Linked DNA regions of Mus musculus: all the other regions are linked to region 3. A link is a contact called in ENCODE Hi-C or POLR2A ChIA-PET data. All regions are on one chromosome and are shown on one strand. The core of a region is the stretch at or near the end of the contact, and the rest is flanking DNA. Distances in the headings are between cores, read along the strand shown. Region 1 holds the start of Polr1e (polymerase (RNA) I polypeptide E). Region 2 holds the start of Melk (maternal embryonic leucine zipper kinase). Region 3 holds the start of Zcchc7 (zinc finger, CCHC domain containing 7).

Region 1 (3,578 bases), core at 552-3,051, 260 kb before region 3:
AGCTCGTCCTATGAGGGCTGGCTTCCCATCGCAGCCAAGCTTTTCTTCTCCCTCGTTCACTAGGGCACCAAACATCTGCTATCAAATCGTCCCTCATTCCCATTCACCCTTCTCAGGAAGGCATTCAGACAAGCTGAGACTTGTTTCCTACAGAGCTCCCTCCCCAGGCCCTAAACACTCCCTTAGACCCCAAGCTAGCTCTACTGTATGCCTGTACTACTTGGTGAATTTGAGTCTCTGGAAAGCAGACCGGTCTTAACCCTGGCATCTACCCGGGAGAGACCAGAGATGCTAGTAAGCATCCTGTGGAGCTGGGTGGTGGTGGCACAGGCCTTTAATCCCAGATCCCTGCACTCAGGAGGCAGAGACAGGTAGATCTCTAAGTTCAAGGCCAACCCGAGCTGTACAAAGAAACCTTTGAAAAAACAAGCAAACAAACAAACAAAAAAACCATCACTCTGGGGTCACATTTGATTCACAAGCATCTGTAACCCCAGTTCTAGGGGATCCAATGCCCACTTCTGGCTTCCACTAGCTACACACACATTGTACATAGACAAAAATGAACAACACCCATACACATAAAATAGGGTTGAAGCTGAGCTCTGAACAGTGACCTCCCTAAGAGGTGCAAATCCCATGAAGATGCTTCCTTAGCCTGCGGCATGAGGACATGGTGAACGTTCAATAAGGTCATGTAGGGGGACAACTTATGAAGCCAGGGGTGGGTGGTGCTGCACACCTTTAATCCCAGCACTACGGAGTCAGAGACAGGTGGTGATTCTCTGAGTTCAAAGCCAGCCAGGTCTATATAGTAATTTCCAGGATAGCCAGGGCTACAGGAAGAAACCCTGTCTGGAAAGATAAAGCCCATATAAGTGAAAAGCCCAAAATCTTGCTCCTCAGTGGGGCCAGAGTCTCATTTGCTACTCCTCCTTTCCTCCCCCCCAGGCCAGGTCTCCCATGTCTGCCCACACCAAGAACCTTTTGAGGTCTGCAGAGCCCAGACCATCTGTACCAGCAAGCACTTACCACGATCCGGTGACTCCTCTGCCTGGGGTTTACTAAGTCGGTGCTGTTGTACAAGGTGAAGCGCATGTCGCCCGGATTCTGCAGCTTCCCATTGGAGAACTGGACTGTAAGAGTGTAAGCCAAGAATAAGAGGCGAGGACCAGCAGGGTATGGATGGGGAGACCTGCACTGTGGCTGGACGCCGGTAGTGAAGGCAAGGGAGCTTAAGTCCGACTTTCGGGGGGCGGGGGGGTATGAAGAAAGCCCTGGTCCAGTTCTAAAGAGGGAGATGGAGGAGGGGAGGGGAAGTGACCTCTGGGCAGGGGTTGTGACAAAAGAGAACGACTGAGGAAATGCCATTAACTGGCAAGAGAGGAAACTCTGCTCCGTAGAGGGGGGAAAAGGGCAAATGAGAGAGCTGTGGAGATGTCAGGTCCCTGGGCACTGCCCTGAGACGAGTCCGAAGTGGTGACGATAGATGAATGCGGAGGGAAAAGGTGATGGTGGCAGGGAACCTGTCCCGGCTGCAGGCAGTGGGCTACCGTGGTACCCAGACAGAAGCGGAAAGGATTACGCGGAACTCCGCTCCGGGTCGGCGGTCTTTACCCAGCACAGCTTTCTGCCTGTCGTCGGGCTCTCCACAGTACAGCCACCTTGCACTCTGTAGCGCCTCTGTCTCCGTGTCTCCAGCCTGGTCATCCATCCCAGGAGACTCCAGAGTAGCCATGAGCTCGCCGGTTCACACGCGGACTCAAAAACCGGAAGTGACATTCTAGGCCCCGCCCAGGGTACACCAGCAGTAAGGCCACGCCCCTCACTGGATCGCGTCCCCGCCCACTCTTTGGTTCTTTCCCTTGAGGATCACACCCTCCCCCTTGCAGGAGGATGCAGTAACTCCCCTTTCGTCTCGGACCTCCAGGAGAGCAGCTTCACTTTTGTGTTGTATTGCTCACCGCAGGCTCTAAGCTGTGGGACCAGTCACACCAAAATCTCCAGAACTGTGAACCAAAATAAAAGAAACCGTTCCTCTTTATGAGCTGTCTTCATTTTGTGTTGTTATTGTCGTTTAAGGCCGGCTATCACCATGTGTGTAATCCTGGTTGGTCTGGAACTCATTCTGTGAAACATAATGGCCTCAAATTCACGGAGATTAGACCACCAGCTTTGTCTCACATATTTTGTTAAGGTAATAGAAAAAAACTGACTAATGTAGGGTTTCTCCCTGAGTAATTTCAATGCAGCCACCCAAATAAGAGAGCTAACAGTGATTCAACCATGTAATCTTGTAGTATTCAATTTCCCCAACGGCCTTGATACTGCCTTTTCAGCTAAAAGAGCCTGTCAGAAACCGTGTTGCAGCCTTACACTTGTAATCCCAGCATTTAAGAGCAGGGCTGCCATGAATTTGAGGCAAGTTCAAGTGAGAACTGTCACACATACACACAAATTATACTTTGCTTCTAGCTGTCACAACTCTTTGGTTGGAAGGTTACACTTTCTTTGACTCTACCCAGTGATTTTCTATTGATTCTTTCCAGAAAGGAAAAAAGAATATAAAAGGACTTAGTTAACTAATTAGTCATCCCCCCTTCTGTCAGAATCTTTTCCATACTCAGTTTATTTGAGGTTAGTAATGAATGGTAGAGCCTATTAGAAACATTTCACTTTTTAAATTATTAATTTATTTGGGTCCCAAGAGGGAATGTATGGTAAAGCAAAACTGCTCATCTGGTGGTCAAGGATGAAAGGAGGAAGAAGGGACTGAGGTCTCTGTTCCTTTTGGGCTCAGGTTGTCTTCAAACTCCACTTGTTCTGTGCCTGAGGGTGACTCCCCATCCTCTTGCCAAGTGCTGAGATTACATACACACACCATCACACCCAGCCAGAAAGAAAGTTTATTTCATTTCTTTCACTTCTGCACCTCCAACTCCTGAAAGGTCCTGTAAAAAAAAAAAGTGGGGGGGGGGGGGACCTCAGCAAATGTTGAGTGAGAGGTCTGGAAAAAGCTCAGTGGATAAAGGCACTTGCTACCAAGTTTGATGGTCTTCCTAGGACCCACCTGGTGGAAGAAGAGAGCTTACTCGGTAGCATACATCTGCATGCACACACAAAATAAATCAATGTAAAATAAAATTTAAAAATGAGCGAATGAAGGAAAGGGTAGGTAATAGAGTAGACCAGGTCATCAATCCTTGGAGCCTAACTAAGTCAGGGAGCGCACCTCAGAAATACTAATGTTCTTGCAACAAGTTAGCATAGGGTTTATACATAATAGATACTATGTATATGTTCACTGGCTACATAAAAATGGACACTTGTATGGAAGTTAAGAGGTGCCAAAGAGGGCTGGAGAGATGGCTCAACCGGTAAGAGCACTGACTGCTCCTCTGAAGGTCCTGAGTTCAAATCCCAGCAACCACATAAGCTCTGATGCCCTCTTCTGGTGTGTCTAAAGACAGCTACAGTGTACTTCCTTATAGTAATAAATAACTCTTTGGGCTGGAGCAAACGGGGCCAGCAAGAGGAGCAAGCAGAGGTCCTGAGTTCAATTCCCAGAAACCAAGTGA
Region 2 (3,818 bases), core at 1,176-3,675, 460 kb after region 3:
GAAACCCTGTCTCAAAAATCAAAAACAAAACAAAACAAAAATCAAAACCTGGCTTCCTGTCTCATATCATCTATACAAATCAAATTCCAATAAAGAGTTGAACTTTACCAAGGTGAGAGGACTTGCCGGTAATGCCAGTATTTGAAAGGTAGAAGCAGGAGCTCAAGGTCTTCCTACACAGCAAGTTCTTCCAGCCTGGGCTACAGGAGACTATGCCTCAAACAACAAACCCACTTGTTCAGTGGGTAAAGGCACTTGCTACCAAGCCTGAAATTGAGTTTGATCCCAGGACCCCCATGGGACCCCCATGACAGAAAGACCAACTCCCATAGCTGGCAACTAACCTCCACCCACACACACTGTAGCACACACACACACACACACACACACAGTTACAACTGCATTACCAGGCTTGGCTCATAATTAACTTCTTCACAGATTCCTCCCTACGGACTTTTAAAATGTCCAGTTCCTAGGAAAAGACTTGCACAAACACTAAATCCTTTTTTTTTTCTGACTACCCTCTTCCCTGAAATCACACCATGTCTTTGAGTATCACCACTGTAAGGCTAGATTATATCATCTTCAAATCCAGGGAAGATCATTTTTGCTACTATTACAAAAACTAGCTGGGCAGAGGTAACATCTTTAGTCCCAGCACTTGGGAGGCAGAGGCAGGTGGATCTTTGACTTCAAGGCCAGCCTGGTCTACAAAGTGAGTTCCAGGACAGCCAGGGCTACACAGAGCAACCCTGTCTCAAAGCCTCAGCCCACCCCACCCCACCTCCCCCCAAAAGAGACTAGTGATTAGATCATGTTGTAGGTATAAAGCTGGGTCTAAATAACTGTACACATCCCGTTTACCTTCTAGAAATTGGAATACAGAAAGCAAAAATATGATATCTCAGAACTCCTCTAGTTGGTGAAGAAATGGGGTATATGCAATAGAGACACTTTTCTGAAAAAAATAAGAAATTAGCTAGATATTGGGAAATTTGTGATTCTATTAGATAACTGTGGTACATGCCTTTATACCAGCACTCAGGAACAGAGGCAGGTAGGTGCATCTCTGTGAGTTAGAGGCCAGCTTGGACTATACAGTGAGTCCTCATAAAAGGCAAACTGAGGGTATTTTGCTACCAGTATGGTGTTATTTGAGCCATGCTATCACTTACTACAAAACACATTAACTTGCCTCTCGTGCTCATTGACACTGATCTGGTCATTTCAGATGAGAGTGCAGAATGGCTTACAACCTGGCCTTAGAATACAGTTGAGTGGCGGCACCCTTCTGCTCCTTTGCGGAGATTTCTGAGAGCAGCAATAGAGGCATTCATTCCCAAAAGCATTTAGGGACTAACCTGTCCATCTAGTTGGTTCATAATAGATAAAAGGGACAGAGCCACTGTTTCCACGAAGGTGTTTAAGAAGAAACAGAAGCCAAAACATGAACAAAAGTTGGGACTAAATTCTCTAGCCAACGTTTCAGACCCCTCTGAAACCCTCTCTTCCTCCTCCTCCATTAACCACAGAAATCTACCTAAGGTGAGACTAGAACACTCACTACCTCACCTTAGTGTGAGCTCCTGCCTTGGGATGAGAAGCAGGGAACTGCTCCCCTCCACACCCTTCTTGGCAGGAGCCACCTGGCTCCTCCATTTACTGCTATAGCCTCTGGGCGTCCTTACAATACGAGTCTCGGGCCACTTGCTTTAGAGGTGCAAGGTGAGGAAGGATTTGGGCTCTACAAAGGGGTTACACACATTTCTCTTTTAACTGGAATACCCCAGAAAACTGAGTTGAAAAGTGTAAGTGCCTCAAAGCCCATCTCTGAATCGCTTTTGCAGACAGTCAAAAGCACTGAAACAGAACTGGAAATTCCCATTATGGGAGCCTCCGGGGCGTCAAATGCTCTGTCAAACTTTATCAATTACCCGCTGAGCGGGGAATGGGGAGTGGGGAGCGCTCACGCCTGTATCTCCTGCGCTCAGGAAGGTAAGGCAGGAGGATCCAGAATTCAAGGACCACTTTGGCTACAAAGTGAGTTCGAGACCAGTGAGTTCAAGACGCAAGATACATCTCAGAACCCGAGACAAAAAAAAAAAAAAAAAAAAAAAAAAACTACCATCCACCATCTGTGAAAGCCAGGGTCGAAAAACCTAGACGTTCTCACAGAGAACAGTGCTGATGGGTGGAACCCCAGGGAAACTCCGTCTCCCGGCCACGCCCCACGAGGCCCAGAGTGCGGCCCGAGGACGGAAGAACTGACCTGAAGGGCAGCGGGCCCAGCAAGGACCGAACAGGACCGAACAGGACAGAAGGTGAAGCAGCCGGCTGCAGAGTCTAGCAAAGCCGGAACAAGTCGGTGGGAATTTCTGCAGGATTCAAGTTCCAGCAGCTTCCGCCCGCCAAAGGAATCAAACCTCGCGGGCCGGAAGAGGCGGGGCCCAAGGGAGCCCAGTCCCAGGGAGGTGGGGCGGGGCCGGGAGAAAACTGGGCGGAGCGATGGTGGGGCGGGGCGAGATAGGCTCAAACTTTTGATGGGATACTAAATGTGTAGGATGTCAAATGCTCAGGATCGGTGATGGTGAAGACTTTAAGATACTGACTTAAGCCTCAGTACATGGGAACGCCAGGGCCAAGAAGTGCGAGTGGGAGGGTAGGGGAGTTGTGGGGGGGGGAGGGTATGGGGACTTTTGGGATAGCATTGGAAATGTAAATGAAGAAAATACCTAATTTAAAAAAAAAAAAAAGATACTGACTGAAGACTTAAGGCCTTGCCTCCTTCTTTCTTTTTTTTTAAGAATATTTTTATTTTTTTAAAAATACCATTATTCTTCGACACTTTCATACACGTATACAATGTATGTTGATCATATCCACTTTATTCTCCCTTCTTGCTCCCCACACCACCCAAAACCCTCTCTCATCTTCACTTCCTTTTTTTTTTTTAATAGTTTGCCTTTACTAACTGCAGTGTGCATATCTCATAGGGACAAGGAAATTTTTTCCAGAAGACATTGACTTGCTAAGTTTTCATATTTTAATCCCAGCACTTTGGAGGCAGAGGCAGGCAGATTTCTGAGTTCGAGGCCAGCCTAGTCTACAGAGTGAGTTCCAGGACAGCCAGGACTACACAGAGAAACCCTGTCTCGAAAAACAAAAACAAAACAAAAAAAAAAAGTTTTCATATAATTAAGTTTTTTATGTTCTTAATTTTTCATTACATTCATTTATTCGAGTGCGTGCTTGTGGGAAGGGGGGCACGTGTCACTTCACACCTGTGGCAGTTAGAGGACAACTTTCAAGAGTTGGTTCTCTCTTGCCACCTAATGGGTCTAACTAATCAAGTCAAGCTGTCAACTTGGTACCAATTGCCATTACCCATTGACCCCTCTTTCCCCTGATCTTTTTCCCCCTTCTGGTTCATGGGAGGGCTCTCCCTGGCCTTGGCTATTCTAAGCAAGAGCTCTAACATTGTGCCACTTTTCCCTGTGCATCTCATAATTCTTACTAAAATCTGTTGCTATAAGTTATAAAACCTTAGGAACTAAATTAACTACCCATCAAGATGCTAGCAATGTGGCTCATGGGTAAAGATACTTGCCACCAGCCCTGAAAACCTAAATTCAATCCCCAGAAATCTGACTTCCTCATTTACCCCTCCCTGCAAACAAATACAGAAATGATTTTTGGAAAAAAAGAAAAAGAAAAAAGAAAGAAAGAAAAATTCAATGCGCCATAAACACCCAGTATGCCAATAGAAGTATTTTTCATCATAGCATCCCTATTATACCTAGTCATGAGCTTGGTCATTA
Region 3 (3,585 bases), core at 728-3,227:
CATTTTAAAATCTAAAATATCAGAAGTGGAAAAGAAGCTTATCTAAAGAAAGAATATAAAACCACTCACTGTGGTTTTTTTTTTTTGGGGGGGGGGGACAGTCATTGAATTTCTTTAAACTAACAAAGGTTAATTAGGTTTCCAGAATTTACCAAGACTTAAAAGCCAATATTCCCCCTTAAAAGATTACCTACTAGTCATTCTAGACGCTTTGCTCTTAATTTTCTTTCAAAGTATTTCCAGCTTAGAGCTTCTTTCTGGGTGCTATAGGTCATCTGAGGTAGATTTAAATCCCAAATTTGGTCTTATTCATTTGATGGTGCTGGGGACTATATCCAGGGGCCTGGACATGCTAAGCCAGTGTTCTACCTGGGGCTGGACCCCACCTTGAGGGCTGAATTTTTAAATCCACAGTTGTCAATGGATAAAATGACTAATAGTTTATTCTCCACTTAGGTTTATAACTTACAAGAATCTCAGTGTGCTACTGAGATTCAGTGAAGGCAGAAACAAAACCAATTACAAAAGTTAAAATGTCTGCCCCTTTTTCAAATGTTACTGTCACTTCCAATCAAAGGAGGTAAGGAATCCAAATGGGACCATCAAAGAGAGAAACAATGGGCTTGTCTCCATGTCAGAAATGCATGCTAAATTTACTGATGTTAACTTCTAACTACTCTTTGGACTCTGCTGGAAACAGTGCTTCTCCTATTTGTCCCATGCACTGTTAATCGTGTAGTTTTCATACAATTTTCACTTCCAATTCTTCCCTCAGATCATTCCCCATCCTCTGACTAAATGACAATAATTAACTGTCCCTAAAGCACAACACCGTCTTAAATACACACGCTGCAATTTAAGGTCTAAATGTTCAACACCAAGTCGAGAGCTTTTGAAGGGAGCCTAGTCATTAAATTAAGGGTGATTTTATACTTGGGAAAAACAGGCTCAGGAAAAAAATTATCCAATGGGCTAAAAAAGGCCCTTAAAAGTTTCCTTCTGCCGGGCGTGGTGGCTCACCCCTTTAATCCCAGCACTCTGGAGGCAGAGGTAGGCGAATTTCTGAGTTCGAGGCCAGCCTGGTCTACAAAGTGAGTTCCAGGACAGCCAAGACTATACAGAGAAACCCTGTCTCAAAAAAAAAAAAAAAAAAAAAAAAAAAAAGTTTCCTTCATTCAACCCTGAGACTTGAAATCACAGTAAACTCGACCTAAAGGTATTCTGAGCGTCGGCAGCTAATCAGTGATGGCTGGAACTGGGGGCTGCCAACTCCCAACCTCGATTTCCCCACAGTAAAATTGACTACAACTGTCTGCTGTTAGGGTGTGCGGGCGCGGGGGCAGAGGATCATCTTAGGATACCCTGGTTTTATATAAGGAATGGGGCATAGTTCCCAGATTCTTTGTGTCTACTCGTGAAGCGGCTACTTGACAGCACCAGCTTAAGGTGGCCCCCGACTGGACGCATCCTTGAGGGCCAGGTTCCCCTCAGCGAAGGGAGACCTCCACATTTCGGGACTGGCCCACCTCCCCAGGACGGGTGAACCGTGGGAGGCGGTGGAGTAACGCCGACAGAGAAGACGTGCCCGTCAAGGCCATCGCCGCCCAGCCTTGCCCAAGCCCTGGTCTCGGGCCGCCAAACCCCAGCCCGGTCACTGAGCCGCGTGGGGCGGCACGGAGCTGAGAGGCCATTTGCTGCGCTGCACTGCGCTGAGCCCCGAAGGACCGGGAGGGGAAGGCCAGAGAGGGGCACGCATTAGTTCCACAGCTCCGCGGGCGAGGCGGAGAGGGGAAGGGGTCCCCCGGCCGCGGGACAGCTCGGGGTCCGTCACACACATACTCACTGCCGCGGCCGCGACCAGGAAGCACCAACCAGGAACCGAAACGCGTAGAGGAACGGGGAGGGGCGAGGACAAATGAGGTAAGGAAGCCGCGTCCGCGCGGACTCCAGGGAGGAGAAGGTACTTCCGGGGAAAACAGAGCTCTTGGGAGCTGTCCTTCCGCCCAACCCGCGAGTCCTCCGAGCGCATGCGTAACGCTTATTAACCCTTTGTTTTCTCCGCCTATAAACTTTGTGTTTGGTTTTGTTCTTTTTTTCTTCATCCTTCCTTTCGAAAAGAAATCTCGGCTGAAAAAATTATGGTGCATATTTTTATCTTATGAGTTATACTAAATAGAAGCTACTTGAAGGGCAAAAGTAAGTGCGAGTTCACTTACTCCCGTGTTGGAAAGAAAACTACAATTCCCATGATACCTTGGTCCGGTCGGCAGGGGCTGTCTCTTTTCTAGCTCTGGGTGACGCCCTCGTAGTAACACGTGGCGCAGAGCAAATCGGCCCCTTTTCCGGGTGGAGGTCAGAGTTAGTAGGGGATTTAGGGTTAGTAGGTGACTTCGGAGAGGGACCTTGATAATGCCAGCGCGGGAAGAGGCATTTTTGAGAGTGTCTGGTTTGGGTTTTGGTTTTTCCGCTAGTGGGAATAGTGACCGCACGGCTTTTCTCACCTTAGGTTGTAAAGTGCACTCGGAGGTGCTTCCGCCTTGTTAACTGTTTGTGAACCGTGAAGAGCTGCACTCCTGCAACACGGAGTAAATGCTGTTCTTTCTGGTACTAGGAGACGGTGTTCACGGCCTCCAGCATTGGTTCCCTTGGTCACACCTTTAAGAAAAAACAAAAAAACAAAAAAACTTTAATTATGAGGTTGGACGTGTAACCCAGTTGGTAAAGTGCTTGCTTACCGCATAGAAGGCCCTGGGTTCATTTTTAAGTTCCACCACATAAGCAGCCTAGTACAGAGGAGGTGGAAAAAGGAAAATAAGGAATTCAAGTTCATCCTTAGCAACGTGGAGCAGTCAAAGATAGCCTGAGCTACTTAAGACCTTGTCACAGTCAAACACAAACAAACATAAGTTCATCTAAGCAACTTTACAAATACCGAATTAGGTACTGACAACATCCCTGATAGATGAGTTTGATTTTAAATCTTTTTGCCAACATTTATTGAACATATTAGAGCCAAGCTGTCAGCCTTCTACGTTATTAGAAAACTAAGCTTATATTTACTTAAACTAAATTATAGGGGGGTTGGGGGAAGAGTTTCAGGAAAATGTCAGGCTGTTCTAGAAAGTCCAGATAAAGTAGAAGAATTTTAAGGTCTTGTTACAGTATTAGGAGTTTGAAAATAATTACAAAATTCGATTAGCATTATGGTTATGTGCTAGGAAAGAAAGGGACAAGACACTATAAAAAGGCAAAATTGAAAAACCTATTTGGGGGATAGAAAAAGTGGTATAGAAGTAGGTCACATGTTTGGACAGTTCAGGGAATATGTGCCAAAGGAATGCTGTGTGTGTGTTTGTGTGTGTGTATGTGTGTATTAAAAGACTGAATTTTTAATCAAGGGCCATAATAACTCCTCTTAGTATATTGTTAGCTTACAGGTGATTTCACTAGACTCCTCCCAGGGACCGAGCAAGGGATTAGAGGACCTATAAAAGGACTGCTGGCCACCCGGCTCTCTGTGTGTTCCATAATCTCATATGTCCTCTCCTTTTTCTTTTTTCCCCTCCCCCCTCTCTGTTTTCAGAG

Evidence for each region. Hi-C counts contacts between places; a loop is a spot of excess contacts on that map. ChIA-PET counts read pairs that join two places held with the same protein, here RNA polymerase II (POLR2A).
Region 1: a map of left cerebral cortex shows a loop between it and region 3 (4-fold over the local background). The contact joins the promoter of Polr1e here to the promoter of Zcchc7 in region 3. A Hi-C loop is called at or near these places in 1 of 37 maps with a recorded cell type or tissue (left cerebral cortex). POLR2A ChIA-PET finds 5 or more read pairs at or near these places in 4 of 5 experiments (Patski and embryonic stem cell).
Region 2: POLR2A ChIA-PET joins it to region 3 with 10 read pairs in Patski. The contact joins the promoter of Melk here to the promoter of Zcchc7 in region 3. POLR2A ChIA-PET finds 5 or more read pairs at or near these places in 2 of 5 experiments (Patski and embryonic stem cell).

Annotation. Positions count from the first base shown.
Region 1 is chr4:45,016,832-45,020,409 of GRCm38, reverse strand. Polr1e (polymerase (RNA) I polypeptide E) reads right to left here and starts at 1,801. Exons shown (of 12, transcript NM_022811.3): 1 at 1,618-1,801; 2 at 1,033-1,136. The coding sequence starts at 1,738.
Region 2 is chr4:44,299,524-44,303,341 of GRCm38, reverse strand. It overlaps Melk (maternal embryonic leucine zipper kinase), which reads right to left and starts at 2,425. Exons shown (of 18, transcript NM_010790.2): 1 at 2,270-2,425.
Region 3 is chr4:44,754,951-44,758,535 of GRCm38, reverse strand. It overlaps Zcchc7 (zinc finger, CCHC domain containing 7), which reads right to left and starts at 1,977. Exons shown (of 9, transcript NM_138590.4): 1 at 1,844-1,977.